Linked DNA regions of Mus musculus: region 2 is linked to region 1. Evidence: chromatin loops called from intact Hi-C (ENCODE). Cell type or tissue: heart. All regions are shown on one strand. Links, peaks and the distances in the headings refer to the core of each region. The heading gives the core; the rest is flanking DNA. Region 1 has its middle 37 kb from the start of Gm30365. Region 2 overlaps 1700105F02Rik (a long non-coding RNA gene).

Region 1 (15,465 bases), core at 4,803-12,802:
CAGAAGAAGCTCTCAGAGTTCATCATGGTGTGGTCAAACGTGTCAGGCAAGGTGGCAGGAAGCTGGGGGCTCCATCTTTAGCAGGAAGCAGGGAGCAGATGGAGAATGAAGTAGGAATAGGGTGGGTCTGTACACTCTCAAATCCACTGGCCCAAAGAGCACACACCCTCCAGATCTCCCCAACAGTATTCAAATGCTTGAATTTTAAGGGGAAATATTTTAACTACCACATAGATCTCAATCTATTGAGCTGATATAGACTCAAATTCAGAGTTATTATGGGAAGTCCATCAGAATTAGTGAAGTCTAAGAAAAATAGTTGTGTTCTGGGCCACACTAATTGAAATGAGTTCTCACTGGCTCTTTTAGATATAGGCTTTAAAACTAATTTCAAGTTATCAGAGCTACTTGTATGAAATAGGAATCTCTTCAGCAACATCCCCAGCTAGGGCAACCTGTCTGGTCTTCTGGTCCATTTACAAAGAACTTAGTACATCTTGGTGTCTCAGTGTTCCTTGGCTGGTTAGACTGTTCAAGCCTGAGGCTCACTTCCGAAGGGACAGTTGTCCTACTGACTGACTTTTCTTTGCTGCTATTTAAGTCTGAACTGTACTTAAGAATGTATTTCTGTCTCATGTTAATAAGAGATAAGTTGAGAGGTCAATGAAGTAGTACTGTGAAATTGAATATCACAACCCAGTTCCTCATTCAGTGGAAGTCGCACATATTAAAACTTCCCTGAGAAAGGACAAGAGGTAGTATTAGATATTTATAAGAACTCTGAATTTTCAAATATTCTGTGTTCTGGGTGAAACTTTAGAAAGAGTGAAGGTGGTTCTATTTCTTAAGTAGTTGAAGATGTTCTGTATATAGGTAGAGCCGAGCAGGGCCAGGAATCAGGGTTTCAAGGATGGCCAGCTGAGCAGACATATTGAAGCTGAATCGCAGAAGTAGAATCCAGTGAAGTTCAGGGGATCTTCCCACCAGCTAAGGAGTTTTGGGTGCTGTGAGATGAGTGTGAGATGGTCAGAGGCAAGCAAGGAGCAGGCACAGTAGAGAATGTGAGGTGCAGACCGAAGAGGGGAGACATCCGCCGACATGAGGGAAATGTTACTTAGGGAACACTTTCCCAGTGTGTTTACACTGGGTGGTGTCTGGTTGGAAGGCCAAGGCTCATCTGAGATGGTATCAGTTTTGTTCTTGATGCTGGGTGCCGCTGGGATGAGCCGAACAGCAGGACGGAAGCACTGTCACTCACGCTGTGGCTAATGTATTGAAAAGGTACTAGACTTTGGTTTGAAAGACATGGGTCCCAGTTTCACTTCTTAGATGGTTATGTGTTTGGAAAGAACAAGTCGCCTTCTCAGACTGTGATTCTTCTTTTAAGTCATAAAAGAACACGATTAATAAAGGCATAGGATCACTTTAGGTGTCTTTGAACATGGGACAAGCATGCTAGAGTGAAGTTAGACCTTCCTAAAACAAGTCTTAGAAAAAGCCAAAAGGAAAACTTAGCGATTTGTGCCTCCGAAGGCATCCCTGCTCAAGGAAGGCAACGCAGGGAGAGGCCGTGTTTTCCTATGCAGGTCTGTTCAGGGGTTGTGTGCCATGTTTTGTCAGCTGCTAATAGTGGAAACTCCTGCCAAATATGAATTAATAATAACTCTAGCTCTAAACTTTTCCTGGCTGTCCTTTCAGCAGTAAGCCACAGGGTCTAATAGCATGTGTTCTTCTAAAGCTTACCTTTGTGGAACCCAGTTCAATCTATAAAACTGATCTATAGGTTTAGATAGGTTTCCCCTGACCTGTCATATGTTACTCCAGAAGAGAGATCATTTTCTTTCTTTCTTTTTTTTTTTTTAAAAAAAACCTGAGATTTATTTTTAGAACAGTTATATTTATAAAAACAAAAAGGAAACCTTCTAAAGTCAGTTCACTGAGTTCTCAGAGGCAGGGACCCCACTTCTGAGCCTACATAGCCCATTAGTATTGCTCAGTGAGTGAACCAAGATACAGTATTAATAGTGAAGTTCCTATTTTATTTTGATTTCTTAACTTCCACCTTAATTCCCTGTCCTGTTCCAAGGCCACATCTAGGATCACATGGCACCATCCCCAGCAGTTATGTCCTTGTAGGCTCCTCTTAGTTGTGACAGATTCTGACTGTTACTGCTTGAATGTGGTATGTCCCCACAAGCTCACATGTGAAAGCCTGGTTCCCTGCTGCAGCTGCTTGTGGGATGCTGTGGAAGCCGTGGGATGCAGAACATCACTGCCAGACAGCTTGTGAGGCATAGCCCAGCTTCACTTATGGTTCCGCTCATGCTCTACTTCCTCCTGGGATACAAGCATCCACTGAAAGCTCTTACTGCCACCAACTGACTGCCACCAGCCTCGTTGCTTTCTTGGCCTCAAAAGACCAAATGTACCCTCCAAACCTGTGAGCTGACATAAATTTCTTCTCTACTAACTTGCTCCAGTCAGGGATTTTGTCACGAATGCCCTGAATTTCCTCACCTTGAATAACCTGGACCAACCTGAGGCATTTTGTAGGATGCATCTTCCCTAGATCTATCTGATGTTGTCCTCCTGATTGTCTGTGGATGTGCATGTGGGAGGCAAGGATAGTGCTAAGGAGCCTTTCTCACTGTGCACTTTCAGGGTTCATGCTGCCAACATGGCTTGTCACTGTTGGTAACTCTGATCACTTGTCTGAGGCACTGCTTTCATGAAGGTGGGGTTCTCCGTGGCAAAGGTGTTCTAGGCTCCCATGCTGTGCTCTTCTAAAGGAAGCCATCTGTGTGCAGATAGCAGTGCCACCTGTAAGGGAAGGGGGCACTTTATGTTCAGTTCAGCCAGAAGGTAGAGAGCCCACCAATTATTTAGAACTCTTCTATATGGCCATTTTGCTCCTTCTTTCCTTCCTTTCTCCTCTCCTCTCCTCTCCTCTCCTCTTCCCCCCTCCCCTCCCCTCCCCTCCCCTCCCCTCCCCTCCCCTTCCCTCCCCTTCTCTTTCCTCCCCCTTCCCCTCTCCTCTCCTTCTTCCTTCCTTCTTTCCTTCCGTCCTTCCTTCCTTTATTCCCTTCATCCTTCCTTCTTTTTTCATTAAGACCCACTTACAACTATTTTATCTCTTAGATTGCCATCCAATTCTACTCTATTTTTTGTTCACATTCTTCCCCGCCTTGGGCATCGGATGCTCTTTCATCTGGCTCCCTTGTCCCTTAGTTACTCCTCCCTGTGGTGCTTCATTTTGATTGGCATCCTGGTTGGATTAAGAAACACTAGGCCATTTTAGTAAGGCTTGCCTTCGAATGTGTCTATGACACGTTTGAGGATTAACTGAAGGGAAGACTCTTAGTGAACTTAGACAACAGCATCCTTTAAGCTGGGACCCTGTAGTGAACAAAGGAGAGAAAGGAGAAAGCCCACTGAGCAGCAGCATTTTTGTTTCTCCACTTCCTGATCTGCTTAAATGTGAGGAAGCAGCTTCCTGAGGCCATAGACAGGGGGTAGGCCAGTGGCTTTGCCTTCTCCATCACAATGGCACATGTTCTCTGGACCATGGGCCCAACATACTCTCATCCTTTAAGTTGTTCTGCCACATGTCCTGGCCTAATGATGAGTGAATTTCTGTCTTTTATGTGAGGCCATTTCCATACATTTTTGTAACATAAGCTACTGCAGAGGGTATGGAAGAAGCTCGGTGGGAAGACCACTTGCTGTTTAAATAAGAGAGTCTGAGTCCAGATCCCTAGAACCCCCACTAACGATGCTGTCTGTGGGGCCAGTGAGGTGGCTCAGTAGGCCAAAGCATTTGCCACCAAGCCAGGTGACTGACCTCAGTTCAGTCCCTGGATCCTACATAGTAAAGGGAAAGAGCCAACTCCAGCAAGTCATCCTGACTGCCACAACCGTACCCTGGTCTATATGCATCCAACACATACATGTGTGATAGGTACATGTGAAACTAAAAGGCTGGGAATGGCCATGTGTACCTGTAACACCATACTAGAGTGAGGGGCAGGGATTGAGACAGGCAGGTCTCAGGGTATCTCTGGCTAGTCAGCCTAGTCCAAAGGAGGAAGTTCAATGAAGACCCTGTCTCAAAATAATAAGGAAAATAATTAGTATTAGTATTTTGCCTCTACATATGCACACAGATCCATTCAAACCTCTCTCTCTCTCTCTCTCTCTCTCTCTCTCTGTGTGTGTGTGTGTGTGTGTATGTGTCTGTACACAAGTGCGTGCATGTGCGTAATACAAACACCACAACACTACACACCACACACACACACACACACACACACACACACAAAGATTTTGAAAGATCATTTGAATAATTCCTACCTCAGTCTTAGAAGCAGCCATTTCTCTAGGAGCCCATGTTCCTTCTTCTGTGGAAGGACAGTAACAGATCCACAGTCTGTGTATCAGGTTTGCTTGGTGCTAGGTTGTCAGTGCTTCTGGACTCTCTTTAGCTGTCAGAGCAAGACAATATGCATGAGTGTGCCCACCCATACTTACACATAGCTGTTAATTCTTCGATACATACCCATATCATTTATATTAAGCCAAGCAGGAAAGAACTCTCATTTTTCCAATCCTAATTTATTATGCTGTCAATTATTTTAGACTCCTCCCCTTACCTAGATTTTTGTTTCAACAACGATAAACCTGCCTTTTGCCATCTGTCATCAACTTAACTCATGGCTCAAGTCTAATATGCATATATAGTGACTTCAGAACCAGTTACCCTCCTGGGAAACAGGCATACCTAGTCAAGTACTTTAAAAACATTTCCTTACCCTCTTCGTATGCGCTCTGTCCACTTCCTACATCACCATGAATGGCAACCCCGTGTTTTACATATCTTCCTCTCATAGATTATATTCCTCTGTTATAGCTTCTCCTCCTTCACAAGTTTTTTTTCAAGTTTGCATTAAAGCAAACTGTATTCTTCCTGCTATTCAAATGGTTTGATGAGTTTCACCAAGAGAATAGCTCTCTCTATCCATGATTTCAGATGACTTTATGTCATTAACCTAATGAGAGACCGTACCCACACAGAAGCTGACATAAACACTGTCTCTCATTCTTCTGTAGGTACCTACAGAACTGGAATTGCTGGCCCAGGTTAAACTCATTCACAGTTGTTGATAACTGACTCTAGGCTGCCACATAAAGAGTATCTTTTACATTGTTGGAAAGATCAAATAGAAAATAGAAGAGTTCTGAGAAGAGAATCGGATTGTTTGCTGTTAATGTGTAGGTATCTGTGTATAGTGGGGGGTTATTAATGATAGTGGTGGCAGTTGCCTATTTTTCCCTAACTGGGTCTTTTGAAATAATCCAAGGATTCTTGCCTGTTCAGGCCAAGAAGCAACATCTCCTTTGGGCATGGATTAGCACCTATCACCTATCATTTTTCAACAGTTTCCAGGAAGGGAGTTTAAACTGATGATAAAATCTAGAAAGAACTGGAGTTAGATGGGAAAAAAAGTCCTTGTGTAGGTAGCTAGAAGAGGAATTGCCCAAATGAGGATTAGTCTACCTGTCTATCCATCCACACATATACATGGTTACTTCTATGTATCTGTTCATATGGATGGAGCTTTCTTGCTCTGGGCCAAATGACAATTTGTTCTTCAGACTAAAGCTCGTCATCACTCAGCAATGATCCCATCAAGACTCCAGACTCTGTTGCATCAGTAAAGAGTTTAAGAGCTATGTTGGCCTGGGCAGGAGAGACAGAAACACACAAAAAGAAAGGGGAGAACTGAACTTTAAACTTCACAATCGTGAGGGGCTGGGTGATTTGTAAATGTCACAAGCGCCACAGTGTCTTTTCATTCTAATGCTTTCCCGGAGATGCCACCCTCCTTTGAGTCTTCAAAGGGATTTAATTTTGATCTTTTAGAAATGTTCTTTTCTTCTGAAAAGAAAAATTTGTCATGGCAACAGAAGCAAATGTAAAATTGTGTGGGCATTCACAGTTCTCCAGACTAGTTAGAATTCTCAAGCTCTGTTCTTGCTTTCCGTGCTGGTGCCGAGGAGACCAGAGGGCAAGGGCAAGAATGGAGGAATATCTAGAATACCCTCAATCGGTATTTCGGCAGGTCTGTACCTCATGGAGAAGGAGTAAGAGTAACACACACACATCTATCTGGCATAATGTATGATATCTATATACATGTACATATACATACTCATCTACACGTGTTGTATATCTACGTTCATACATACAATTTTTTTTTATTGGAGAAATCTTAGAAGTTAGATTTGAATCATCTAAATGGAGGCTTGTTCTCCCCTTCTACTATGGTTTGGATGTGGTTTGTTTCTATCACAATTCCAGTTTAACCGTGGATGTTACAAGGTTGGCGATGGTGGCAGAATGAAAGGTAACTAGGTGGTGAAGCCAGTGTCCAAAATCCAAACCAGTGCTGGCAAAATGCCCACGCCTTGGCAGTGGCAAACCTTCCATTCATAACAGTCTGTGACTACAGTGTGAGCAGAGTCAGGAAGAGAACTACCCGGAACTACCCATTGCGAATGTTCTAGACTTACGAGTCAAAAGTTAGCATCTTTACTTCATGTTGTATGCAGCCTTAGTATCTCATCATAACAACAGGAATTGGACTACTACTGAAGAAATAATATTTATTAAGGACCCTCAATTTTTTCCCCTTTATTGCCCCCTCTCCCTTCCAGTGGCCCTGGCCTTCTGCATGGATAGTTCAGCTCCTAGCCATCCTGAGTGGTTCAACTGGACTGGGAGTACAGGGACAGAGATGACATTTCTCCAAAGCAGTTGCCTCCTCTCTTCCCCACTTTAGGTCCATGTTCATAGTTGTGCAAAATGTATTAGCTTTTACTCTAATTTCCCAAACTCAACTGGAAAATATGATTATAAATGTCTTTCCCTTTCTTGAGACTATCTACAGTGCTATCTGAGAAAGTCAGAAGTTAAACTGACCTCCTCAGGGGAGCAAAGACCTCTGAATTCCCCGTAGAGTAACAAAATGTATTAAACGGGGGATGGTTCAGGCCAGCATCCTAATTTTGCAGATGAGAAAACTGAACCCCAGAGCAGCTGGGAGGCTCTCAGTCTCACAGCTGGCTGCGGCCCAGCTGGGGCATGAATTTGTTTCCTTGGTTTCCTGACATTCTTTCTCCTCAGCTATACTTCCTCCTTGAAGAAGTGATGAGAGTCTCTGATACTTTTAAGTCTGTTGTTGGCATTTCTTTGGGAACCATGCAATGGTAGGTGTTAGGCGGTGGACATACATATAACCACTCGTTATTTATTTAACCTCACACCCATTGTAGACAGCAGAGAACCGAAGGACTGAGTAATGACATCCACAACCGCAACACCCACAACTACAACAGCACTGATGGGGCTGTGCTTCGCAATACAGCTCTCAATACAGGCAGGTATCTGAGGGACAAATGGGAGTCGCAGGAAAAGGAGCTCTGGTTCCTTCCCTCAGTTGGCATGGCAGCTCACGTCAAGTACAGTGGCGTTGTATCTGCCTATCGCCCAAGTTCCCCTACTAAAAAAATGCAAACAGTCAAACCAAGACAAAGAAAATGATTCAATAATGATGGCTGCTTGTCCCATGCTGATCAGTCAAACTGAGAAACAAATCAATTCAGGTCTGGCAGAAGTCCCCGAATGCTGCCGCTTTTCTTGTTATTTTGTTTTGTTTCTTGTTTTTTTGTTTGTTTTTGTTTTTGTTTTTGTTTTTTGTTTTTTTGGTTTTTTGTCTAGTCTTTTTAAACTTTGAATTTCTTCTGTGGCTCTTCATTCCTGCCCAGGGAAGCTGCTTGAATCTTGTTATCCCCATATCCTTTTTCAAGTTCTCCCAGTATTATTTAGTGCATAGGACTGAACACAAGGGACGGCTCCATAATTCCTTCCACAGTCAGCTCCAACCTTTCTTTCTACAGATGCTTCGTTCAGACAGCCTCGTCCAGGAATCAGGTCAGAGCCGTACCAGAGCTTGGCTGCTTCTCTGGAAATGCGGAGTGAACCACAGGATTTTTAGCAGAGCCTGTTTCAGCCAGTGATTGGAAATGATGAAGTGCTTTCAAGATCAGCATCTCAGATCACTCGTTTATGGTTGGCCTAGAAATGAATCATTTATTTTAGGTCTGGGCCTTAAGGGGAAAAAAAAAAAGCAAAATCAAAGCTTGGATGCTTTGTTTTCATGGTTCTCCTTATATCAGGCAAGGAGAAGAGGGAGGGCACTGTGGGCTTTAGTGGGAACGGCAACACAGCACTATTTCCCTTCCTTTGTTGGTAACATTTTCCTAGCTGCATCCACTTCCATTTTATGACTCAATTTACTGTGTTTAAAATTACACCACATTCTTCCTGCTATGCTTAGGTCAACTATACGTACTGTGTATACAGTGGGAAATTCTTCCTCACAGTGCTGGAGAGTGCTATGGCCTTTGTATTTGTGTCCTTGTTGCCATGGTGACCAGAAAAGGTTAAAGCCAGGGCCTTAGAGAGTAGAGTGGCTAAGCAAATAGCTATGACTCGGTGTGCACCTCAAGATGAGGATTAAAATGTCCTACAACCGCTGTCATAAAATTCACTTTCCATTTCTCTCGTGTGGGTTATTGCCTGATATACATATTCTCAAAACCATCTCACTCCACTTGGCCCTTCCTCTGTAAGGTACAGCTTCATGGCCATGTCTCTCTGACGATAACCTCTGCAAATCCAGGAGCAAAGCTTTATATCCACATGTGAAGAAGACACACCGATGAGAATATCAACAAGCCAGCCTATCTTCTTTGTGCCCTCCACTTTAAATCCATTTAGATGAGAATAATAAAGCATCACCCCTGTTTGTTTAAGAGGTTGCTAAATAAACTTGGGCAATGCTTAATAACACGGACTGTGTTAAACATTTACCAGCTGTGAGCACACAGACTCGCCTTTATGTTGGGCAATGATCCCCAGAGCCCCAACTCAATATTTCTTTATATACTTTAGCTGCCCTTGAGTTGAACTTAAAGGGCTTGTTTCAAAATTAACTTTGCATATAGGTAGAGAATGTCACACTTGCCAGGCCCAGGGCTGTCACAGCATGAAGAAAAGAGACCATTTTCTATTTCTAGTTTCAGGTTCAAAAGTAGGCTCGGGAAAGAACCTTCATTAAGTACTTTCCTGTCCCCTCTGCCCATTGCACAAGAGTAACAGTATATCCAGGCCCTTCAATTCATTGTTGAACTTTTAACTTACTTAGTACCTAAGTTTTCCACCATCTTGGTTTTTTTGCAATATATTTTCATGCTGCCAATATAATGGACATTAAGTCATAGGTTTACATTTAGGTGCTTATTTCCTGCTTTTAATGTAACTTCATACTTACTACATTAGCAAATCAAAAATATTTTAGCTTCTATCCTGGCCCCTGTTCTGCCATCTGGTGGACAAATGAGGAAGGGATGGGGATTAAATAATAGACACGTAGTTTTTCCTTTATGGGACCTGTAAGTGCGTCTATCAGCAAGTGTTTAGGGGGTGTTATTCATCAAACGGTGCCCAGGAAGGCACACAATCAAATGTCCTACTCTAGGGAATAACCGGTCCATTCGGTTCCTAGGAAGACTATGACCGGTTATGGAATCGACAGCCTCTTGTCTGGGTTAACAGAACAGTCAGTAAAATGCTTGCCTTACAAAGAGGGCCCTGACTTTAATACCTAAAACCCGTTAAAAAAAATAGCTCAGCATAGTGGCTTAGATGCCTACTAGTGTGGGGGAAGAGAGACAAGTGGCTCCCAGAGGCTCGATGATCAGCCAACCTAGCATGCTTGGTGCCTTCTAGGCCAGGAAGGCACCCTATATCAAAAACAAAACAAAACAAAACAAAACAAATAAAACCCCTTGTATTATGTAAAGGTGGATGGCACCTGGGTAGCAGACTCTCCAGACTGCCCTCTGGCTCCCCCATATAACCCTGCACACATTCAGTCTTCATACACCTTAACACCAACACACACAAACACAGAAAATCAAGGGAGAAAAGGGTTCCAACATTAGAGCTACAAAAAGGGTGACTTTCACTCACTTTAGTAGGGGGTCTAATGACATTGCACCCCTGACTACAGATGCTTTTCTAAGTAATATGGGGGTGGGTGGGAAGGAAAGACAAGAACAAGGGGAGAGAATATTTTGCATTAAGAGGAGAAAAAAATTGAGCACATTAGTATTCCTTAAACTACTGTAAAGTCAATCTCTCTCTCTCTCTCTCTCTCTCTCTCTCTCTCTCTCTCTCTCTCTCTCTCTCTCTCTCCCCCTCTCGCCCCCCTCTCATTAGATTTAGGACCTTGGACATGTTCAGTGAGCATTCTACAATTCTGAAGGATCTCTTTATGAGAAAATTATCCCTGTGCACACCCACCTTTTTATCAAATTTATTATTGTGTGATATGTAATATCCAACCTGTTACCAGTTTGGGGAAAGGGTTAGCCCTTCTCAAGTGAGCTTGAGTAAGCTTGGTGAAATGTCCCATGGGTAACCAAACCTGAATTCCCATCTCCTTCCCAAACTCATAAAGCAGAGACAGCTAGTTCATGCAGGCAACCTCATGGCTGCTAACTATCCCGTATATTCTGTGAGTATTGTGTATGCAGCATGAGTTTGGCTGAAAACACTACAGGGCAAAGGACATGCTGTTTGTGTTAAGAATAACTCGGAGCTCTTGGTTTGGTCCACTGCCATATGCCCTTTGATTTTACAGAGACATTGAAATTTGATGAAGGTACATCGTCAAATTCCAGAATCATTACTCATGGATAGTAAAAAAAAAAAAGTGGTGATATAGCTGCTACACTTCAATGGGGCCCCGGAAATTCCATCCCTGCTTCCTGACTCCTTCACTTAGCATCCTCTTGGCCATAGCTCAAGTGCACATTCGGTCAGAAATAACCTAGGCTTAAAGAGGGGGTGTGAACTCCATGTTTAACATTGCTGATTATAATAATCAATGGGATATTTTGACTACCTTGATATGGGATGCTTTTCTAAACAACATGAAAATTTCTGTTGGTCAAAAATAGACTTTAAAATTATAGCCTCTATGCTTTGTAGTGGTTTCTCTACAGCATTTCCCTCACCCCCATGCCCTCCCCCAGATTCTCAGCCACATGGCAATATGAAAAGCCAATGCATTTTCTTAGTTGACTCCAAAAAAAAAAAAAAAAAAAAAACAAAAAACAAAAAACCAAAAAAAAAACCAAAAAAATTGTGTTGTTTAGTTTCTTGTTTCTTGTTTTTTCTTTGTTGTTGTTGTTGTTGTTGAGTGTCCACAAGGGATCTCAAGCAGTATTTGGCCCATAAGTGATATGCTTTGATCTTTAATTAGAGTGGCCTGAAGCCACTAGGCATTTCTCAATATTGGATAAACTTTTGTTTTATTGAAGTTGATAAGATAGTAATTAAAATATTCCTAAATAATAAAGCATAACACTTGAGAGATGAAGAATTACAAATGAGTGAAAGCCAAACACAGGCACTGAGAGATAGGAACCCAAACAATAGCTTATCCTGTCCCTGTTTCCAGTTTTAATAAATAAAACATCAAAATCATTCCTTAGAAATCTGCTCAGCAACAAGATGGGACTGTGGGTCACAGCTGGTGACATAGGGTGTTTGACCTTTAGTGCCAGGGCCCAGTGATTATGCTGGTGATAGACACGGGACTAACAAAAGGTTGGGCAGCATGAACGCAAGCAGAAAATAATGTGCACATTTATTGAGCCAAATTTACCAGCTCTAAGAATGAATGAGTATCTGTATCTATAGATATAGATACATACACACATATACACATCCCCTGGGTAAGCAGTGATTTCATTTGAAAGATGTAGTAGTTTGGGGTAATCAATAGAGGGGGTTATAATGTGTTATAGTTTAAAATACCTCTGAAATTTTAGGGGTACATTATGCAGACTTATGAATGTAGAATGATTAATCTTGATTGCAAACATAAAGGATTTTAAAATGAGGAGTGAGACAAACCTCTGAGCATGCTTATGAAGGCATTTCTGGTTTAACTGAGTTAGAAAGACTCAGCTGGAATGGAGACGTGCACCATTTCACTAGCACTGGGCTGGGCTGTTGATAAAGGGGAAAGCCAGTTGGGTACCAGTCTGCATCATTCTCAGCTTCCTAGCTGCAGATACAACATAACCAGCCACTTAAATCCCCAGCCCCTTGACCCTGGGTATCTTTAGACCATAATTTACAATAAAACCTTCCTTCTCTAAGGTTCCTCTGTTAGATATTTTGTCACAGCAATGGGAAGAGAAAACCTTCGCATGAATCCAGAACTAATTAGCAACCAACCTTATATCCAGTGATGGCTTTACTAATTGAAGTATTGCTTCCTCTGTTGGTCACTTTATATTATTCAAGCCATAGACACATTTGTAAGTAACCAGTGAGAAGAGCGGGGGCTAGGACCCAGCCACTTTCACCAGCAAATGTCTATTGGAGGCTTACTTCATTTCAGACACTGATTTGGGGGATAAATGATGGGCAAACAGACCTCTGTCACATGGAGCTATCAGATCAAGGAGGGAACAAAAGACATACACATTATTGATGATTTTTCACACTAAGTAGTACTTTAAAAGAACAAAACCCCACATTCATGAGTCACATTGCAAAAGGCTATTATTGTCATCTTTAGATTGGGAAGCAGGGAGATGAAAGAAATATACAAATGTCTTATTTGGATACAGGAAAGGTTTTAGAAAGGGTGACTATGTTCTTAAAGGGTCTGATAACTCAAATTAAGGCCAGTGGGGCAAGGGGTAGGGGGGCATAGGGGGAATTCAACATGCCACAGGATAGCTGATACAAATAAAATTGAGACTACTGTAGGAAAAAAGATTTTTACTAATCAACTGAGCAAAGCAGAAAGAGTTTGGCCAAGGGAAATGTGATGGTCAATTGTCAACTTAACCCAAATGTATGATCAATCAGATCAGGGAGGCCTGTGGGCTGTCTGTCTGTGGGAGAATTACCTTGATTACAATTTCAATGATGTAGGAAGACCCAGACCTCTGTGGGCAGCACCACTCCCTAGGAAGGACTTCATTCGTCTATAGTCAAGACCAGAGAGAGCTGAGTTCTACTAGGCTTTTACACACTCATTCCCCTCTGGTCTTGACTGAGGGTGTGATGTGACTAGCTGCTTCAAGTTCCTGCCTTTTTGACTTCCTCAGAATTACAAGTTAACATCAGCTTCTTCTCCTCTAAGTTGTTGATGGTTTTGTTTGTTTGTTTTTTGTTTAAAACAAAAAACAGGGCATTTTATCTCAACAACAGAAATAAAGCTACGAAACAGCTGGTAAGTCCAACCTCTGCAACCCCAGTTGGCCTAGAGTCTATTGACTCTTCTTGCTCAACCGATGGAGCTGGAGTAGACCTTCAGGAACATTCAAACTCTGAATACATATCATATTTTCATTCTAGACAGCATATCGTACCATCAAGCACTTAATAAATGTTCAATAGAGGAATTAGAGTATCAGATAAGTCAGAGACGACACAGAGCATGACTGTCCTTAAGATGCTTTCTGCATGTTGTATGTGTTTCAGGAAGTGAATTATAGGAAATATTAATTGTTGCTTGAGAATCCCAACTGGATATTCCATTACTGACTTAAAGTCAATAATTTTTAAATAGTATGTTGAATATGGTGGTACACGCTTGTGATCCCAACATTCAAGGGCTGAGTGGGAATTACAGTTGGGAGCCTGTCTGAATGGCTAGTACATTCTATATGAATGAATCCCAGATCAGCCTTGACTATGGACTAAGGCTTTTCTCAAATATCACACTCCATTTTTCTTTTAATGTGTTGGGGGTAGGGAGGGGTGGGTGCTAGTCTGATGTGCACCACATGCAAACAGTGTCCTCAGAGGTCAGAAGATGCTGGTGGCTCCTCTACAAGTGGAGGGAAATGCAGTAGTAGATACTGAGAACAGAACCCAGGTCCTCTATAAGAGTAGCAAGCACTTTTAACCCTTGAGCCGTCTCTCCAGCTCCCCACCACCACCCCAGAATATTTTTTGAAACACTCTCCAAACATATTCAACATCTTCTCAAGTGGAATCATTGCTGTATTAAATCAGGTGCCTGGGCATCAGTAAAGCTGAAATTCCTCACCCACACCATTGCATCTTTCTGTCTGATTCCTGAGTAGTTTTTTCTGCATCCTCTCCTGACTCAGCTCAGGCTTCCGTCAGAATTTCTGGTTTATGAGTCAGGAAGCCCAGCACAAGTCAAAAGCTAACTCATACTTGCCAGGCAGAAGGGATGCGAAACCTTCTGGTGCATGGCTTCAAACAGCGGGTTCTGTGCTTTACAAGGCAATGGCCCAAGCAGCATTAGTAAAGCTTTGTTCCCTACCTCTCCTTTTCCTCTGTGCATTGGCTTAGTAATCAGACAGCCCTCTCCACTTAGAAAGGAAGGTTGCCTCCGAAAATTGAAAAGCAAAACCTTCCATTTTTGAAAAAAAAAAATCTGGATTTATCTGACTGTCTCTGAATTTCATCAGAGAAACATGGTGCTGACTGCATAGATGCTCATCTGGACCTATCACACGAGAACCAGGAGTAGGGAACTATATGGTATGGGTTGAGATCATATGTCCATTCTTGTATGGATGGATGGGCCTGGCACTAGAAGATTGATTCCTTTTCAAGAAACACACACACAATGTACACACATACACACACACATATATACAATACACACAAACACACATATACACACACACACATATACCCAGACATACACATATACACATAGAGACACACATGTATATAGACATACACATATACACACACAAACACACATATACACACACACACATATACCCAGACATACACATATACACATAGAGACACACATGTATATAGACATACACATATACACACACAAACACATATGCACACACACACACAAACACACATACACACATATACATACACAGAGACACACACAGACACAGACATATACACACACATATATATACACACACATGTACACAGACACACACATACACACAGAGAGACACACATGTACATAGACACACACATATACACACACAGACACATATGCACACACATACACACAAACACACATACACACACATATACATACACAGAGACACACACAGAGAAATACACAGAGACACAGGAGTACACACATGTACATGCATATGCTGGACATAAACCTATAGGTAGTCTCTATGGTCAGACTCCCTCTGTGACTCTAATGGCCCCGCATCTCCTGTTGTCTCTGTTCATGGTCTTACCCGTAAGGATAGTAATTTTCTTAAATATCAACCACCATTTCCTTTCCCCACTTAAGAGCCTTAGGTATCTCTCATTGGCCCTCAAAACAAAACAAAAAATTCACTCTG
Region 2 (15,465 bases), core at 3,588-11,587, 220 kb before region 1:
GAGAATGGTTCTCAGGAGGTCAACAGACTATAGACTCTACTCTGTGGGGTGCATGCACATGCATGTGTGCATGTATGTATGTGTTTCGGTGTATATCAGTTTGGGCAGCTGTTAGATAGTGGCATGTTTAACACTCCTCTGTAAGAACATCAGTGTGTCACTCACAGGGAAGAGGTCACGTGAGAATGACAGGCTCCACCCACAATATCAACTAATTTTGGGTGGCCTTTATCCGTCACAAGAGGCACAGCTTAGCATTTGTAAAGCAGATAAGAGGGGAGCTGGTGAGGAAGAAGCAGGGCCCACCAAAGGGTATGCTGCATGACTGCATGCTGCCATAAGGACCCACACCAATGGCTAAGAATGACCTTAACTCAGCTCTTCTCCACTGGAGCGAGTCAAGCACTGTTTGGCTTCCTAAGGGGCTTTCTTAGTGAAGTCCATTCAAATCTTCCCCTTGTGCAGCTTTGTACCCATGCCTGGAACAGAAGGAGTATGAAATTATACACTGGGGGTGGGGGTGGGGGCAGGAAATAAGTGCCACCAAATCCTAGAGGCAATTTTTCTACAGGCTCAAGCAGGGATTTAGCAAATCTTCAGAACATAGAACCCAAACAATTCAGAGAGAAGCCATTAAATATGCCTAAGTTCATAGCAACTTAACTTATAACAACAAACCACCACACTTGGCTGTCTCCAAGAGTCTTAAGATACTAAGTAAGAAAAAGCATTCATTAGTAAATCATTTTAGAATTGGCCTGTCTTCAGTTATTATGTATATATGTGTGTGTGTGTGTGTGTGTGTGTAAATGTATATATGTGTGTGTGTGTGTCATTCACTTTTCAAATAGGCGATAACACTAAGCACATTCACACCAGTCTACAAGTTGTAAGACTCTTGGAGACAGCCAAGTGTGGTGGTCACCAGAGCAAGGTCTGGGGAAGGTTTGCTGGAAGCAGAGTTAAGTCATCTGTTGACTTTGGGCTTCCTAAGAATCCCTCCATCATGATGCATAGAGGGAAGTTTGCTGTAAAAGTGCCTTCCCCTACGTAGCTAAGACTGGTGGTCTAGGAGCCGCGTGATTTCTGGCAGTGACAGCTTTGTTTCTCCTTCAGAACAAACCACGAGAAATTGGACAGATAGGAGGATGCTACCAGGGTAGGTGGCTGACCTAATTGAAGGTGTCTCAAACCAGGACCCACTAGCTCTCTGCAAAGTGTTGTAATCTTATAGTAGCCTCTCCTTCACAACAAGCAGATGATCAGTTTAGCAGCACTACAAGGCACAATCACAGCACCCACATTTATGATCGTGTTCACACCCAGGAAGGGCTGATGACACCATGAAGCTTGGTAGGAATGGAGGCGGTGCAGCAAATTAAATTGAGGAAAGAAGTGGGAGAATTGAGTCACTTCACGGACAGGGTAGCGTAGGCAAGACACACTCGGAAAAGACAGCATTGTACACAACAGTACGTTCAGAGTCAGCTTCAGCACAAAGACGTACGGAGTTAGTTATTCACTGCATGTGGCTTTGTGAACTTTGAAATGTTTCCATAGAACCTGAGTATGTGTGTCTAATGTCCTTCAAGTTGGACTCGAGCCGTCAGCATGTAGAGGATGTGCCTGCATTTGTGTTGGTATGTTTGTTGAGTTTGTTAAAGATCTCCCTAGATGAGACTGAGGCATGATCGATCTGTAAGTAGACCTGGGGATCTTCAATTCCAACTACAGGTACAAGTGAAATGACTTATTGGGAATGACTGGACTTGCATTGAGGATTTTCCACCTTTGGCTTTCAACGTAGATTCACAGAAATCTGTAAATAGGAATAGTAGTTTCTTGCTTATATTCATGGAGTCATTGTCAGGCCAGCCACGGAGCCTCTTCTCCCACATGCGTCTGACCATCTTCTGCTCTCCACATCCTTGTCCCTTAGGATCAGCTTGTCTCAAGTATAGAAATCAATACCTGTGATATCAGCATAATGCTTAGTTTTATTTTATGCTCAAGTATCGTTCTGCTCAAATGGCATCTCGGTTGGCTTTCTGTTCGTGCGATGAAGTCCATGACCAAAAGCAAGTTGGGGAGGAGGAGGTTTATTTGGTTTACATGTCCTGATCGCTGCGTTATTGAGGACATTCAGGTAAGGAACCTCTAAGTAGGAACTGAAGCAAAGACCATGTAGGGATACTGCTTACTGCCTTTCTCAGCCTGCTTTCTGGTCTACCCCAGGACCACCTGCCCAGGGGTGGCACTACCCACAGTGTGCTGGGCCTTCCCACATCAATTATTAACAAAGAAAAAACCCACAGACCTGCCCGCAGGTCAATCTGTAGAGGTAATTCCTAACTTGAGATTCTTTCTTGCCCAGATATATTTAGGTGTGTGTCCATCAACACAAAGTAACCAGGACAAGATGGTGACACCAGGAATCCCTCAGTCACCCCCTGTTTTCTGTTTTTATCTGTGTCCCCTAGACTTGCTCTGCACATCTGCTCGCTGTCACAGCCATCCTTTTGTCCGCTGTTGCAGTCCTTGCCACACTTGTTGCCATGGAGATCTTGCCTGAGTCAGGGAGGGGGTTCTTTGAACAGGAATTCACTTGCTGAGGAGCAGGCATGTTGAAACCCATGACTGCACAGGTCATAGGCTCTAGGGGGAGAACCACCCACTATTAATCTACTAAATGGATATGTTATTCAACTGACTTGCAGTGACTTACCATTATACCCGGAGATTTTAGTTGCATTTCTTGGCCCTCATCAGAGAAACATTAGCACAGACTCAGCACTGGGTCAAGTTGCAGAGATTAATGGATGACGTCGTGCTTGTCTTTAAATCACATATCACTCTCAATAATATAATAGATAATCTCTGGGTTGTTATCATCTCTTCCTAAGGCTCAGGGATCATTGTGGCAGAGGGGGGAAGAAGCAATATAATAGTCAGAGAGGCAAGGAAACCGGATTTTCCAGACCCTGCAGGCAGTTGCGTCATCTCTCAGCAGTGATAAGGGCGTGCACCTGCCCTGTGTGAGCCAAGGCTGGTGGGAGGTCAGCGTGAAGGCTCACCCCCAGCTGAGAAGCCATTGGCAATTGATAGCTACCAGGCACAAGGGGAGTCCATTTTCTTTAAAGGTGTGGTCTCTGGTAGGTTGACCATACTCTAATGGATGGTCACACATCCAAGAGTATATAGAAGTGCTGATTGGATTTAGTGGTTTTTTGTTTTTTCGGTTTTTTTTTTAGAGATTACAAATTGCATGGGTAGGAAGGGAGGGCGGAACTTGGAGGAATTGGGGGAGAGGGTGAGTTTAACCAGAATAAATTGTATGAAGATTTCAAAATATTATTTTTTTTAAAAAAAAGGAAATGAGTCTAACTTGGGGTAGAAGTTTGGGAGCCCAGACACTTTCTTGGGGAAAGCCATGCATCTTTTCAGGATATGGGAAGCGGGAGCTATTTTCTGGCTCGCCCACTGTGACCTGTGTCATGGAGGCAGGATGCTCTCTTGATACTTGTTCAGTTAGCAGATATCCTCCAAGGGTATCAACTGCTCCAATGTAATAAAAAAAAATAGATGATTTGTCCTCCATGACCTTCTGGTCTCATCAGGAAAGACACGTACATCTACACAGACTGTCCTACACTGGGACAGCGGCGCGGCCTAAGGAAAAGTGAAGAGGAGGCACCCAAAGCTGTCAGAAGGTCAGCCCCAATCAACTCAATCTTCTATGACTTTACACATGAGAGGCTGAGGCAGGAGGGTTTCTGTGAGGTTGAGGCTGCCCTGCGTTACTCATGAGTTCCAGGATAGTCTGGAACTACAGAATGAGACCCGTTCTTTACAAAATACCTAGCTAACTAAAACCCTTACTATGCTTCTCCATAGATCACCACCACCACCACTACCACCAAACAAACAAACAAACACACACACAAACCCTTCTAGCCTAGGAGGTAGGGAATAGAGACATAGTTTAGTCAGCAGTGAAGTGCTTGCTATGCAACTGTGAGGACCACCTTTGTTAAAGCTAGATATGGTGTGTTATTGTAAGCCCAGGGCTATAAGCACTGAAACAGGGGACTCCAGAGGGCACTGGCCAGCTGGCCAAACTGAACCGATGAGGTCCAGGTTCAGTGAAAGACTCTTTAAAAGCGACAGAGGGCAATTGAGGGAAAGACCCAGTGTCAGCCTTTGGCCTATACATGCATCCGTATACATACATACATGTACACACGTGTATGTTTATACAAACATTCATGACACACACATGACTCAAAATATTTTCAGAGGGACTCCATAGGAGGATAATGTGTTTAACCCCAGGGGCCCAACTACATTCTTGATGAATAGTAGGGGGCATTCTCTTCATGCTTTGCTCAGAAGGAAGGAGGAAACCACACTGAGGAAGCCAGTGCCTTCTGCTCTTCTGAGCTAGGTCTGCCCTCAGGGAAGCGGCTTTATTGGGAAATGTAAGTGCGGGGATGGGAATTCTATGAATAAGTAGGAAAAATGCTAAAGAAAAAGAACACTTAGGCAGAGATGAAGACTGTTTCTAGACGTAAGACTGATTTGATGTTTTTTTTTCTTTTTTTGTTTTTTGTTTTTTTAACATGGACTGAATGTGACGCAGTTGTCGAGTGTGATGAAATTCTAAGAGAAGCCTCCAGAAACAAAATGTAAAGACAAACAAACAAGCACCCCAAACACATGGAGTATCCAATGGGACAAGAATGACAGTGCAGCATAGAGAGCCAGTCATGTAGTCTGTGACCAACCACAGCTAGCTTCTGTCACTTAGCTCCGTGTCACTTTAATAGCAGCCACAGAACAGGCAGCAACCTGGTGTCCCTGAACTTCAAAAGGACCGTGAGGTCACAGGAGAGAAAAAGAGAGGGAGAAAACTAATGGAGCATTTGGGAGTGGGGCGTGGGGAGGGGTCTTTGAAAGGCAAAACCAGAAAGATTAATGTTTCATTTGAAGACAGGCTCTTTCTGGGATTGTGGCTTACCCCCTATATATGGCTATTTCCCTCATTCAAAGGGTTTTCTTTTGTTTCTATCAATGGGCAGTTGATAGGGAATCTGATGGCTATAGTTCATGTGCTTCTTGTACATTTCTTGGCCCCTGGGGTTGGTCCTGGGTGTTGCCTGTCTCTTTACAAGTCTGCTCTCTGATAGTAGACATAACACTCTTCTCTAGCTCAGTAGAGTTTTAAGCAACAGAGCCATGCCTGGAACTGTATTCTCTAAGCACTGCCTGCAGGTTCAACCACATGGAAGCCTGTGTTTATTCTCCTGTATTACTGGGCAGCTCCTGGGGTCTGGAAAGGTCTGGTCGCTTTCTTCATGTGTTTTGGTGGAAAGGGCTCAGTGCATGCTTTAGCTAGTGTGAGTAGCCTGGGCCCTTGCCATGCGGCAATCTCAGGGTTTCATAAAACTTGAGCTGATGTCGTGAAGACTGGTAGATGTTTAGGGTGTGAGCTTATAATTACCCCTCCTTTCCTGGATGAAAATTTGATTTGAGATTAATTTCGGAATGGCGTGGTTATTTTGCGTCATTTTAGGCTGCAATGCTAAAATAGAAACTGGATAGGGAATGGTTGACTCACACTGTGATAAACTCCTTGTCACTTAATGCTACGTGACTTTGAGAATAAGATCAATCAATAATTTTGTACAGTACAAGTGCCAGAGAAGTTTCTCCGACTTGTTCTCTCTACTAATGTGTGTCATGATTACACTTTTACAAGATAGGGTATTTTAGGAGTTGGTTGTGCATGACTTGGCTTTCTCAGTCTCTCTCTCCCTCCTCCTTGTACTTATATTACCAAGCAACTCCAAATGGATTTAAGATGTAGCTTGGGGTTGTTTTTCAATGATAGTATAATGTGCTGATGACAACAGGTGACCAGGGATATTCATCTGAGATGGCAGGTGAATGTGAAGAAACTTTGGTGATCACAGACTTTAGTCTGGTGAACACAAGCTTCCACTGAAAGAGGAAGGCCAACTTCTAATCTGAATGGCTATAAGCCAGAGTCTGATCCAGGGGGTGACCACTCACTAATGGTTGGGAGGTCCCAACCATTGCCTATCTTTGGGTGGTAGAAAGAGGTATTACAGTCTAGGGACACTGGTTGGAGCTGAGGATTCAGCTACTTACTAGCTGTGGATTGTCAGGAAACTGATTCCATGTCTTGGATCCTGGTGTGTGTGTGTGTGTGTGTGTGTGTGTGTGTGTGTGTGTGTGTGTGTGTTTCGGAAGATGCTTGCCTAGTATGCAGGAAGCCCTGGGTTCAATCATTAGCACTGCAGAAACTGGGTGTGGCAGTGCATGTCTGTAATCCCACTTGGGAGGTGAAGGCAGGAGTATTGGGAGTTCCAAGTCATCACTGGCTACACAGCGAGTTAGAGGCTAGCCTGGCACACATAGACCCTGGCTCAAAAAAGAAAGAAAGGGAAGAAGACAGCAAGGAAGGAATAGAGGGAGGGAAGGAAAGTGGGAGGAAGGCAGGGAGAGAGAGCAAGAGAGAGACACACAGGGAAAGGAGAGGAGAGGGGAGGGGAGGGGAGGAGAGGAGAGAGAGAGAGAGAGAGAGAGAGAGAGAAAACAAATATGGCAGAATTTACATTATGGAGGTTATTGTGCAGATTAAATGTGCATAAAACACTCAGGCTTGAGAATTTCTGACTGAAAGTTTGTCTCTGCCCTTTGAGAAGACTATGTGTGATGTGACCTGAGGAGGCCTGGCCAGCAGTTTACCTGAAATCTTGCTGCTGCTTCTTCTCTTCCTTCCTTCCCTCCTTCCCTCCTTCCCTCCTTCCCTCCTTCCCTCCTTCCTTCCTTCCTTCCTTCCTTCCTTCCTTCCTTCCTTCCTTCCTTTCCTTTGTTTATTTATGCAATGCCAACAAATGAGCATGTGTGTCGAACCAGGCAGCTTTTGATGAATCAGATTCGGTCCTGCTTTTGCCACTCTGGTGCCAATACATATCACAGTTGCAATCTAGGGTGGGCAAGCACTGCCCTGGGAAGCACACAGTCCTCAGGTAGCATTTGGGATGGAGTAGAAAAAGAAGAGACAAGGCTGACAGAGAAAGCCTGGTAAAGGTGATGTGTTCAGACCGTGGTCTAAGAGGTGGGGGCGGGGGACGCATCACCTGTAGGCATTTTGGCTGGGCTGAAGTGTTGAGAGAGGTGGGATAATTGTGACTTTGAGATATGGTAAGATAACAATCTGCTTGTGCTGGGAGTTTTCTCTTGCCTCCCCAGTGAGGTTCCAAGCCTCAGATGTTGATCCCATAGCCTCTTTGTTCACCAAAAATACACCTCTGTGGCATTCCTCACATTTAGAACTGGAGACTGTGATATCTTCATCCACAGAAACATGATGGATTGTAGCTCAACGTAGTCAGAATGATGCTCTATCTATCTATGCTCTATAACTGCACTCCATTTAACATGTCAAATGTAGAAAAGGGGAACCGGAGCCTTTCTACTGACAATGCAGAGCACCGTGTTGGCAGATCTAGCTGTTTGACTCTGACCCGAGCTTTACGCTGGCTCTGAGTGTGTTTAAATTTGAATTTGAGTGTTTTGCTGGGCGAGGCTGTCTACACTGTGTTTCCATGACACCATCACTCCCTGCTGTTTAATATCTGGCTCCCATCCTCACACTGATTTTACCTACTTGGCCCAGGGAGCTGCTGGCCTTGGGCGGCTTTTTCTAGGCAGCAGAGGTTAGAGATGCAGCCATTGTTTCGAGCTGATTCATCATCAGCCTGATGCTAATTCACAAAGTCAGGCATGGTAATTTGGAGGGGCTTCTCAATTTCCACTAACCAAAGGCTTTTAAGTCCCTCTTCTTCAACCCCCCTCCTCTTCTTTTATCTTGCCCTCTTAACACTTTACTTGGATAACACAATCAAATCAAATTCTATATATAAAAAGCATATGGGATGCGGGAGCCCTCAAAGCACAGGGTTGAGTTAGCCATATAGAGACAGTGTAGCAGGAGGAGATGAGATGGGAGACAGACAAGTAAGGAGGGTCAGTTCTGTTGGGTGGGTTGGAGAACCAGAGAAGAGTGTTTAGGCTGTGCTGGGGATCAAGATGAGACCAGCAGGAATTAGACAAAGGCAGGTGCATTATGGGTGGAGAAAAGGGAAAGCCAAGGCTTAGACACTCGGCCTGCTGCATGTAGACACTCGGCCTGCTGCATGTAGACCCTCACAGGTCTCACAACAGAGCTGCGGTAGGTAGGTAAGCAAGAGAGGGGCTTGAACTATAGATGCTGATGCTGTGGCGCTGCCTTCCCTCCCTACCCCTTCTGCTGGCCTGCAGGGTGGTACTTGAAACTTCCTGGCAGCACGCCAAGTTGAGTCAGGCACCACGTGCTGCCCTAGAGGAAGCATGCAGCATCTTTCAAAGGTTTTTTTGTTTTTTTTTTTTTTTTTTTTTTTTAAAGAAAAGAGTCCCAGGAGAGGAGAGGGGCTGAGTCAGTCCTGGCAGGAAAGTGGAGGACACACACAGACCAAGCCCAAAATAGCTCCTGGGGGCTGAGCAGAAGGAAATTAGATAACTGGTCTGGTCTGCGTGGGCAATGCTTTTGGAAGGCCAGTAAGACGGTGAGAACAGGGCAGTGGTCCCTTCTAGAGGTCAGGAGTGAAGGCTGGCAGGGGATATCTCTGAGCACGTGATTTTTAAAACCTCAGAATACAGAGCATTCTTCAGTGGATGCTAGCCCATAGGTGGATGGCAAGCTTACTAGCCTCGCTACCTGAAATACTCTTCTACATCTTTGGAGGTCACAGACTAGGGGCGGCTTTCTGGTCGGTCTTCCTGAGTGAGGGAAAAAAATCCTGTCATTCTCCTTGTGTCACCTCCCCCTGTCTCTTGGACTGTGGTGTCCTGTTAAGAAAACACGTCAAACTTTATATGCCCCAGAACAGGGGAACGCCAGGGCCAAAAAGGGGGAGTGGGCGGGTAGGGGAGTGGGGGTGGGTGGGTATGGGGGACTTTTGGTATAGCATTGGAAATGTAAATGCGCTAAATACCTAATAAAAAATGGAAAGAAAAAAAAAAAAAGAAAACACGTCAGAAAAGCGTTTCTGTGGTCGTGGTCCCAGACCTTCTGTCTGTCTGGTTTGGGTCCTTACGTGGCAGGCCACCTGTGTAAGAATCCCCAGGGCTGGATACCATGCCAACGTGTCCAGTTGCTCTCTTTCATCACTGTGTTGTTTTTGTGGGAGCCTGATTCAGGAAAATGATGATCCCAGTCATTTACACAACCCCGAGCAGCTTGGCGTTCCCCAGGGCTGCTGCAAGGCAGTCAGGTCTACACTCCTTAAAGCCACAGGAAACAGCCAGTCCACGTTGCGCATGCACTGCAGCAGCTTCTTATAGGTCAAGGAGATTTAGATTTTGAATAAACAGGAGAGGGGGTGTTTCTCAAGCTTCTCAGAAGCGCTCGGACCTCAGGCCTGTCATCTGCTACTAAATTTGGCTTTTTTTCATCTTCCTTGCGCAGGATTCCTTGGCAGCCGTGGCACAGATTCCGGGATAGCTTTAGATAAACAACTTGGTTGCCGAGGACTGTTACCTGTTGTGGTTCCAAAAATCACCAAGGGTTGTAGAGATGACTCAGGACAAATTCAATTAAGGTGTGAAGGACAGAGAAAGTCAGTGGCGTGGCTGAGCCTTCTCGTTCGCCGCTGGTACATTTGTAATTTTCACTGGAAAAACTGCAGAAGGCGAGAGTGTTGTTGTCCTCTGAGCTTTTGCCTGGTGCAGAAATTTACATCTGTGTACTGTAAACTCTATGGACAGCTTCAGTATCCCTTGTGGAAGCCACACAGGATTCCCAGCACCCCCTCCTAGGCAGGTAGAGTGAATCTTTCCAAAGCCCCGGCGCCCTCCTGTATCCAGCGTGAGCTGCGTTCAGCATGGCATTCGTTAAGAAGCTTGCTTTCCTCTCTAGTGCCTGGGCCCCATTACAGACGTGTCTCACCCACTTTTATGTTGGAAAGAAGCTGTGCCCAGCACATAGCAGATATGTATTCAGTGCTAAGCAACATTTCTGTGGGATGATGTTTGGGGCAGGTAAACGACAACAGAGAAGGTACAAGCCTCATAGAAAGACAGACATCGGGTTAGGGTAGGAACGGATCACCCGTTTAAGAATTCACCCAGGCAGGGTTTATGTGACTTTGGGCAAAGCATCAATTTGACCTTTTGTTCCACTGACATGATAACACTGCTTTCTTTCTTGATTTGGGTAGGAGTCAAGGAATACATTAGTTATGAGTACTTTTTCCACTTAGGATGTTTCTGCCCAGAGGCACCATTACTGTAAAGGAGCCACTGTACCCAGGAGCTGGGCAAACCGCTTCCTGTGTGGGTTCTCACATTCTTTCTGGTTGACTTTGAGCAAGGTGACTATTTAGCCTGTTGGGAATGCTCACCTCAAAGGAAACTGTCAGCCCTATTTCTCAGAGCCATTCTGAGGCTCGAAGAGGTAGCACACTTGGATATGGTTTCAAGTTTATTCATGTCTATGAACTTGTGTCCTGATTCTAGTAGACAAGGAGAGAATGGACCTCTTTAGGTACCTTAATGCCTATGTATGCTCTGTGTTGTCCCATTTCATGCTCAGGCCACCAAATCTTGAATATATATATGCATGTTGGAGTGTGGGGTTGACACTAGAGTTGTGTCTTCCACGCTTGCTAAGCAGTAAGTCTGGTGTGTGTGTGTGTGTGTGTGTGTGTGTGTGTGTGTGTGTGTGTGTGTGATTTTCTGCAGTTTCTGTGAGGACGGGATGGAGACATTAAGAAGAACCTCTGCTGAAATCCCACCTTTGGGGGGCAAACAGACATTCTTCTGGTGTATCTGGACCTAGGTTGGGCACAGGGAATTCGTGTCATTCTTAAATTCATGGTAAGGTTTCATAGATAGTCAGTTCAAAGTTAAGTTCTGAGCCATGTACTGAGAGCAATGCTTGTTAAAGGACGGGTAAGAGTTAAGACCTGAAAATCTGAAACTACTGGAGAATTACTAGGAAGTACGCAATTAAGATCTAGGCATAAAGCAGGACTTTCTGAATAGGACCCCCATTGCTATGGAATCAAGGAGTAGCCCAAAGAGAGTGGAATTAAAAGGCCTTTGTACAGCAAAGGGTGTGGACAGTCAAGTAAAGAGGCAGCCCACAGACTGGGGGAGAAGCCTTTGCTCAGTTATCAATCTGATACATGGTTAGTAACCAGAATACACACTAAACTAAACACCAAGAAAACAGAATGCTCAGTCCAAAGTGGGCTACAAAATTTGACTGGAGTTCTCAACAGAAGAACTACAAATGCTTAAAAGGTGTTCAATATCCTCAGCCACCAGGAAAATAAAATGTCAAACCAGTTTGAGATTCTCACTCATCAGAAGGACTACTCTGTTTCTGTTTCTCTCTTCAAGATGCTATGGGCTATGAACTCCCAGGGGAGGAAAGAGAGAACGGCTGTAGGGTGTCTGGTGGAAGCTGAGAGTCAGGGGTAATCTTTTTTTTTTTTTGGGGGGGGGGGTTGTTGTTGGTTTTCTTGAGACAGGGTTTCTCTGTGTAGTCCTGTCTGTCCTGGAACTCACTCTGTAGACCAGGCTGGCCTTGAACTCAGAAATCCGCCTGCCTCTGCCTCCCAAGGGCTGGGATTAAAGGTGTGCGCCACCACCGCCTGGCAGAGGCAGGGGTAATCTTAAGCCTGTAATGCTGGTAGAAATTGGGGGTCCACTTATTACAGTAACCCTTTGTGTGCCTCCTCCTTGCTATACAATGACCTCAAGGGGCCTGATTTTTTTTTTTGGCCACAGTGACAACATCAACAGAAACCAGCCCCGAGGAAATCCTACCCTTGTAGGGTGGTGGTGCATCAGAGGTTCGGTTGGATGCTGATTAACAAAACTTAGACATATTTGTGTAGAACTCCCAGGGAGCCAGAATCCCAGGGAATCAGGGCTCTTGGCTTCAGTGATTGTCAAATTCCTCCACTCAAAGCTCTGCATGGGAGATATCAGCTGCTTGGGCCTTGAGACCCCCTGAGTTCTCAGCATGGCCCTGTAGTCAGGGGGCCCCTGTAGACACTGAAAATTGGAGGTTAAAACCATTGCTTGGAGTTGATTGATGAAAATATATAAATGTGACATTTCTTGGACTTCAAAAGTTTACCCTTTCATTGTTAACAGAATTTATTTAGAAATACAATTTCCAACAGGGGAAGGGGTGGGCTCTGAGGACATTACACTTTCTAGTATCCACCCTATGACTCTAGGGACTTGAAGAGTTGGCACTGCGTGGGACACAAGAGGAAAATTAAAGCCAATTTTTAGAAGTGAGGGTGGTCGGGTGTGAAGGGGGACTGTGATCCCCCTGAGCCAGGCACGGGAAATGTATCTCTTGTGTCTTCCCACTGATAATCCCCCCAAGATCACATAGCTCGTGAGAGGAATGGAAGAGTGAGCTAGTGTTCTTGCATGTAGCCATTCCCTTTTGCCTCACAACCTATGGGCTAGGAGTGGTGCCAGGTGGCAGATGAAGAGTCCTTTGTGCTTATTAATAGGCAAAGTGCTTTTATTTTTATTATATGCATTTTTTTTGTAGAGATAGTCTCATGTGTCCCAAGCAGGTCTCAAACTTACTATAAAGCTAAGGGTTCTCTTGACCTTCTGGTCCTCTGGTCCCCACTTCCCAAGTGCTAGGATTACAGGTATGCATTACTGCTCCCAGCTTAAGGCAGTGGTAGAATCAAACCTGGGGCATTGCCTATGCTAAGCAAGCACTCCTGAAACCGGGCCACACTCTCAGCCCATTTGTTTTTATTTTTAAAGGTGAGTCTGCACGAGTGCTAACGTGAAAGGGGATTTCTGGAAAATCCTCGGCTCATTTCAGCAATACCAAACAAATCTCCTCTTAGCATATTTTGATTAATCTGAATTTTATTTCAACAACAGGCTTTTAGTAACTAGCCAGTATATCACATTCCTCCCGCATTACCCTGTAACTAAAGCAAATAATCTGACCTGGTGGAGGTAAGGGGAAAACAGCGATGGGGTGTGGCGGGGTGGAATGTCAATAATGTACTTTCCATCCGACCAGAGCAGGACATCCAACCAGAGCGTTCTGGCAGGGCGGATGTGACAGAGGATCTGGCCTCACCTGGTTTGCTTCATTTACATGAAATTTGACTAGGGATTTGGAGAGCATTATTACATTGTTGGGCAATTCCTGTGTGGGTATTAGACTGAGCTTAGTGTTTGTTTATAGGTAAATGCCTCACAAAGATCGCCACAGGTGAGGGTTTAGTGGATGCGACCTAATGGCATTAAAATATAGACGTACATGCATACGCACATGGGCTTTAGTGTACGTATTGGGGTTTTCTGGAGCACTGCTGTGGGATTGAAGATCATATTTTGAGTGTGTTCTCAATGCAGGTAGCAGAGGGCTGGCACAGAGACACCGATGCTTTCTGAGTTTTAATATGATACCCAAATGAATGAGTAGGTGAGTAAGTAGATAGATGGGTAGATAGAAGAAATGAAGGAAGAGAGGAAGGGAGGGAGGGAGGGAGGGAGGGAGGGAGGGAGGGAGGGAGGGAAGAGCAGCTGATGGCTGAGGGAACACAAGTCCTGAGACTAACCCATTTCTTCCCAAGGGACCTGCAGCTTGACTGTTTTCTTCAATCAGAATGGCTGCCTTCAGCAAGCAAATTGCTCCATTCAAATCATCAGGTTGGCTGCTGACCACCCTTTCCCTTAGTATACCAACACTACATTGTATTTCTAATCAATATTTTTCTTTGGATTTGGGGTTTCTGATCAACCCTCTGTCTTAGAGTTCCATTGCTTTGAAGAGACACCATGACCATGGCATCTCTGATAAGGGAAAATGTTTCATTGGGACTGGCTTACAGTTTCAGGGGTGCAGTCCATTGTCGTCATGGCAGGAAGCATGGTGGCATGCAGACAGATGGTGCTAGAGAAGGAGCTGAGAGTCCTACATCCAAGTTGGCAGGCAGCAGGAAGTGAACTTGGTTTGAGCTTCTGAGACCCGAAAACCCTTCCTATAGAAAGAACCTCCTCCAACAAAGCCACACCTACCCCAAGGCCACACCTCCTAATAGTGTGTCACTTCCTATAGGCCAATGGGGGCCATTTTCTTTTAAGCCTGCCTTCCTTCCTTCCTTCCTTCCTTCCTTCCTTCCTTCCTTCCTTCCTTCCTTCCTTCCTCCCTCCCTCCCTCCCTCCCTCCCTCCCTCCCTCCCTCCTTTCCTTCCTTCCTTCCTTCTTTCCTTGTATTCATTTGTTTCATCACCTACTCATTCATTTAAGTATCCATCCCTCTCTTCATATATTAATACCTTATATTCCCTGTGACAGGGTCCCCAGGGACCTGATTCTCCCACTCTTACTTGCCTTAGGGACTGGGAACTCTCAGTGGTGCCTTCTTGAAACCTGGAGGGCCTATTCTTACATGGGCCCTTCTTCATTGACCTTGACCTGGATGGTGCTCTCTTGTGGGACACAGAATAGCTACCCTCCCTTTTAAGTTCTGGGTTATATGACAGCTTTGAAGATCAAAATCTGAATGGGAGCTTTTGTGTTAGGAATCCTTGCCCATGACCGTAAACCTGCTCACTTGAGAGGGCTGTCCTGGCCTTAGGAGCCACAGCCTATTTTCTCTGGCCCACTGCTCCTGGGCAATTGGCCTCATGCCTAGAGCCAGCAGACCCAGTGTGTCACTGGGTCAGGCCTCCAAGTCATGGAAGTTTTCCGTTGGGGCTATCCCAGTTGCTCTGGCAGGATTGCAACAGACAAATTCAGGCACCTTCTCAAAACATAAACACCTCATGACTTTTTCCAGGGTCTATGCAGCAAATCTATTTCAAGAACAATTTAGCTTTTGTCTGCCCTTGGCTTAGAACTGTGACATGTTTCTCCTGTGTTCCATCATGACACCCTCCCCAGCTGTCTTGATGGAAGGAGACTCACCACATCCTATAAGTAGTGCTTCCTGTCTCACTGTGGTTCAAGGAGTCAAACGCCCCGAGTTCTCTTATTTTGTCATTGCATAGAAGCATATTCGTTCTCCTCCCTCTCCACAGTCTGTGACCCACCTCTCTTCTGCTCACTGAGAACTTGCCATATGTGCTTATCCCAGCTTACCCAGGTATCCTGACAGAGTTCCCCGGCAGCTCCCTTCTTGACTTTCATGATGCCTAATGGGATAAGACGGACTCCTACCCGTCTGTGCGTTTGGCATGTGACAGGCTCTTAATAAAATGAACTAACTGAATAGACCAATGCCAGGTCTTTTAAAGGTATTTATGAATCACACCTTAGTCAAGGAGTGGCCAAGCAAAGGCTAGTGGGACTGTGTAAACAATCAGAATAGTTTAGTGTGGATTGGATTGTAGC

The links. A loop is a pair of places that touch in the nucleus more often than their neighbours do. Peaks named below come from ENCODE experiments on the same cell type or tissue, not always from the same donor. Only the 100,000 strongest peaks of a DNase experiment are listed, where the experiment ranks them.
Region 2: a loop joins it to region 1, with 2.6 times the contacts of the local background. A loop is called at or near these places in 1 of 42 quality-filtered maps.

What each region holds. Positions count from the first base shown.
Region 1 is chr14:76,866,739-76,882,203 of GRCm38, forward strand. No RefSeq gene overlaps it. Among named protein-coding and RNA genes, the nearest start is that of Gm30365, 37 kb to the left of the region's middle. In heart, for the core only: a CTCF peak has its summit at 9,456 (motif pointing left); no DNase peak of the experiment used is centred there; H3K27ac peaks cover 2,352 bases.
Region 2 is chr14:76,649,938-76,665,402 of GRCm38, forward strand. All of the region lies in intron 2 of 1700105F02Rik (a long non-coding RNA gene), which reads right to left. Among named protein-coding and RNA genes, the nearest start is that of 1700108F19Rik, 20 kb to the right of the region's middle. In heart, for the core only: a CTCF peak has its summit at 8,374; DNase peaks (open chromatin) are centred at 7,714 and 8,464; H3K27ac peaks cover 2,043 bases.